2 separate regions of the Homo sapiens genome follow, and region 2 is linked to region 1. The links are chromatin loops, found by intact Hi-C in ENCODE. Cell type or tissue: GM12878. All regions are shown on one strand.

Region 1 (2,500 bases):
TGGTGCGCACCTGTAGTCCCAGCTACTCAGGAGGCTGAGACAGGAGAATCACTTGAATCCGGGAGGTGGAGGTTGCAGTGAGCCGAGATCGTGCCACTGCACTCCAGCCTGGTGCCAGAGTGAGACTGTGTCTCAAAAAAAAAAAAAAAAACAGAAGCAAGAAACAGAGAATAGTATCCAGGGTGTAGGCCACATTTTCCCATAAAAAACAATATTTATGTTCACCCACCCTTAAACAAATGGAGGGTGGGGAAGAGGATGAGAGGGAAATATTTATTAAAATGTAGCAAAAATACACTTTATAATATATGAACAGATCCCCTCCTAATGTATTCTCAAACTTAAAAGTTGAAGACCATCTCAAATTATCACTCGTCCATTTTCATTTGCACCTAGTTTTTCCCGTCCTGCCTCCCAGAGGTCTGTGCCATTAACAGGACCGATATTTACACATAGGATGTGTGAAAGACAGAGTGCTTTCTTCAGTAATTTTCACCTGTGAACACCATTTGAAAAGAATCGGTGGACATGTCAGAGTGAGGCAAGATTACAGACTCCCTTTTACGCCACAGCTAGTAAAAAAAACTAAAAAAAGTAAACATCATAAATAGACAACAGGAAAAAGAAATCAACTTATTAACAGCAAACAAACAAACAAGCATAAGTTAATACTACACTTGAAAAATGATCTGACGAGAAAAGAAACCGAACTTCTGCCTTAGCTAAGCTGGATCCTAAAGGTGGTCCCCAACTTGCTGAAACTGTGCTAGGAAAAGAAGGTTTCCACAAAACCATGAGCGTTCTCTTTATATCCCCAAACTTGGAGAGGAGCAGAATTGGAGGTATATAGTCAGCCAAGAAGAAATCATGAAAAATACCTGGAGAATATAAATGCCTGAGGCTGATGCAGGACTAGCGGAGTCCAGAGGAAGCTCCGGAGGTCACTCTTTTGATGTATCTGAGTGAGGGAAAAAGTAGAGCAAAAAGGCAGAAAAACAAAATACATCTAATTATCTCAAATGATGAATAGGAAGCTATGAAAGTTGAAGATAAAAGAGAAAATAAAAAATAAGACACCCACACAAAAAGCCAGTGGAAAAGATGATTACATTGAAGCTACAGTGAAAATAGCCTTCCCTCACCCTGCCTGCCTTAATGTTAACACTGGCTGAAACCCACAGGCACTCTGATTCTTTCTCTATACTAAGTGGAAATGAAAGAATGAAATGGGGAAGTAAAAACCAGGGCTGACTCAGGAAGAATCAGAGGTTCCGGGACTCTACCATTAAAGGAGGACTGATCTGAAGCCTGGGGGATACCCCCTCAGCTACTGGACATGCCCATACCAGTCAAGTGAATCTTGATACAAGACAGTTGACAAAATCTCAGAACTAAGAAAGTAAAAACTAAAGCCACTAATAAATGCTACCCTCAACCCTAAGCTTTTATTAAAAAGTAGAATGGAATATTGAGTCATCAAGCTAGCATAGATGGAAAGACAAATCAATCTCACATTAAAAAGAACCAAGAAGACATACCAGAGAAAATAGAGGTCTGGGCAGAGCTGTTCATGCTAAACACAAGTAGGATAGGAAGAAATGCCATGACAGTTGTGTAATAATTTTACAGGAAAATACATAAAAGGTATAGAGTATGCAAAAAACAAAAATTCCACTTGAATCCTTCTTGAGATAGAACTTAAGAAGGAAATTAATTCAGTGAAACGAGCTAAAAGACAACTTGACAAAATATCAAAATTAGATGTAAAACACGGAAATCAAAGAAAGGATTAAAAACACCATTTCTTATGATGTAAATTAGAAACTGCAAGGAAAAGACTGCACACAATTTTAAATTGAATTATGGACAGGGCAGAGGGGCTATTCAGAGTGAATGCAAAGAATGAGACAAACACAAAGTAGATACTAATAACAAAAACCAACCTAAAGATTACTGTCTCCAAGGCAAAGAACCCAACAAATAGACACAAAAATACTTTCAAATATGATAATAAGGAGTCTGACTCCATTTTTGATGTTGGCTGACAGATTTCAAGCCCCACTACTCCCTCTTCCCCTTCTGCCCCACATCTGGGCAAAGTGTTAAGCCCAGCTGTTTCCTTCTCTGGCACTGATGAGAAATTCAAGCCACGTAAGCCCCTGACTGCAACAGGGAAACCTCATCCTGGCCCGACCCCCAACCACCATAAAGCCCCAGGCCAATTGGCCTTCCCTGCTGTCGTAAGCCATTTTTGGTTTTGCTTGAGAGTCTGCTCTGCTCTCCCCAGAAAACCTCATTATGTAAGTAATAAATCTTGTTACATACCTCCCTGCTGCATGAATGGCATCATCAGTCTAGACACCTGTGTCAGTCTGTTTTCACACTGCTGATAAAGACATACCCAAGACTGGGCAATTTACAAAAGAAGGAGGTTTAATGGACTCATAGTTCCACGTGGCTGGGGAGGCCTCACAATCATGGCAGAAGGCAAAAGTCATGT
Region 2 (2,500 bases), 530 kb after region 1:
TTTCTCCTACAGACCATCAATTCCTCAAAAGTAGAGATTATGTCATATTCATCCAGTATCTAACATAGTACATAATAGGATTCCATAACTTTGTTTTATTGGGGTTTTTTTTGTTGTTGTTTTGTTTTGTTTTTAGACAGGGTCTGGCTCTGTCACTCAGGCTGGAGTGCAGTGGCGCAATCTCAGCTCACTGCAACCTCCGCTTCCCAGACTCAAGCCATCCTCTCACCTCACCCTCCTGAGTAGCTGGGACTACAGGTGTGCATCACCATGCCTGCCTAATTTTTGTATTTTTTGTAGAAATGGAGTTTTGCTATGTTGCCCAGACTGGTCTTGAACTCCTGAGCTCAAGCAGTCTGACAGCCTAGACCTCCCAAAGTGCTGGGATTCCAGGATTCAATAATTTTTAAGGTGGTGAATGAATTTATGACAATTAAAATATCTCACCTTGAGCAAATTATCAGTGTTAATAAAGCGGACTTATATGAGAAAGACATTTCTAAATAGCACAAGAAGCGTACACCTTGCTATGCTATTTTTGTGTAACTTTTAAATTCATGAAAGTAGATTCTTTTCATACTTTTCTAAATAGAACTATGCCCAGTTAGTTACCAAAAACTAGAGATTTAAAAAAAATTCATCCTGGCCATTTCTCAAATTAGAACAAGTTACCAAAGTATACCAAAACCGTGCAAGCAAACTGTTTCACTGAGGTTTCTGGTTTAAATATAGACTGGCAGGAATTAAATGTTTGACAATCCCCAGAAGGAATACTATAGAAGGAATGTTCTACTAATTCAAGGATATTGCACAGACCAAAAAAATCCCAAGGGTAGCCAGGTAAATTTGGGAAACTTGGCGGTATCATTTAACACATACAAAACCAGTAAGAATTTTCAAAAAATATAATATCAAGTGGGTTCAATGTTTGGTGAAGTCAATAGTGCCTTGCTGGTGGTGACAGATTGGTCTAAGTCTTCTAGGAAATAGTATAACAATGTATATGAAAAGCCAAAAAGACATTCTGTAATCCAACTCTTGGAAATTTATCCCAAGGCAATATGTGAGAAGAAGAAAACAACTTATAGGCCTGAAAATGTTCATTGTTCTATAATTAGGGTGTCCCCTTTTTGCTGATCCAATTCCTCCTCCCCATCAGCCTTTCAGGTAAGGGGTAATGTCTCCTCTGGGCTTACATTATAAAGCCTTGGGCCTAGGGAAATGCTCTGGATGCAAGTAACACTTTGCTCCCCCGTCGGGGAAGCCTGAATATTCACCTTGGCTCCCGGAAGTGGTTCCCCTTTTTGTCTGTCATCTCTGGGTACTTACCTGAATGGGTAATTCAGAGGCTGTCTCTGGTCCCTTTCCCCTTTTCCAGTCTTTGGCTCCCCCTACAGACCCCTTAAAAATGAGTCTTCCTGTTATGCCCCAGTAGCATTCTGTGGCTTTCAGGAAGACAGTAATTGCTGATTTAACCAGACATCAAAGTCTTAATAACCAAACCAATCCAAAGCAAACCAACCAAACCAAACAAAAAAGTTGTCCCTCCCATTGATGGAAGGTAGAAAAGAGGTGGGCATTTAGAAACACAATGTAAAATCTATATAAAAGGAAATTTAGTTGATTTTCTATTTAAGAAAAAAAAAATCAAAGATTGGAAGAACAAATGTTCTTTAGAAATGGAAATGACTTCCAATAGGGGGTTGTGAATAAGTCTCCAAACATTTCAATTAAGTCTTCAAACATTTTTACTCATGCACATGAGATGCTATCTACCCTCCTACATATTTTTCAATTGTCACCTAAAATTTTTCATCATAAGTTTAAGTATTCGCAAAGGTTGCAATTTTCCGCAAAATGTAAAAATTAACATTTTTAAATAAAACATGCTTTTAAATGAATCCAACGAAATCTAAATATCATAGCAGTTATGCTTACTATGAACCATTTAAAAAAATATATGAACAAATTATTATTTACCTATAGGATATTTTTACATAATTTATTTTCTCTTCGCATTTATAATTCCATTCCACATCCCATTCCTCAGGAATATATCCTAATTAATGTACTTTTATGTTTGAATATGTTTTTTGTTTTTGTTTTTGAGACAGTATCTCGCTCTGTTACCTAGGCTAGACTGCAGTGGTGCAATCACAGCTCACTGAAGCCTCAACCTCCCAGGCTCAAGTGATCCTCCCACCTCAGCCTCTGGAGTAGCTGGGACTGCAAGCATGTACTTCCATGCTTGGCTAATTTTTAAGTTTTTTGTAGAGACAGGGTCTCACTCTGTTGCCCAGCCTGGTCTTGAACTTCTGGGCTCAAGCAATCCTCCTGCCTGGGCCTCCCAAAATGCTGGGATTACAGGCGTGAGCCACTATGCCTAGCTGAATGTGTTTTATGAATCACTCTATTATATTTCTCTGCAATGAAAATACATATAAAAGCCAGGCACAGTGGCTCATGCCTGTTATCCCAGCATTTTGGGAGACCAAGGTGG

Evidence for each region. Peaks named below come from ENCODE experiments on the same cell type or tissue, not always from the same donor. Only the 100,000 strongest peaks of a DNase experiment are listed, where the experiment ranks them.
Region 2: it touches region 1 in a loop (2.6-fold over the local background); 13 of 110 quality-filtered maps call a loop at or near these places.

Annotation. Positions count from the first base shown.
Region 1 is chr5:116,075,411-116,077,910 of GRCh38, reverse strand. No RefSeq gene overlaps it. Among named protein-coding and RNA genes, the nearest start is that of COMMD10, 8.4 kb to the left of the region's middle. RefSeq lists an enhancer at 1,243-1,392. In GM12878, no CTCF peak of the experiment used is centred here; a DNase peak (open chromatin) is centred at 1,250; H3K4me3 peaks cover 303 bases.
Region 2 is chr5:115,548,217-115,550,716 of GRCh38, reverse strand. No RefSeq gene overlaps it. Among named protein-coding and RNA genes, the nearest start is that of FEM1C, 4.7 kb to the right of the region's middle. In GM12878, a CTCF peak has its summit at 1,385 (motif pointing left); a DNase peak (open chromatin) is centred at 1,346.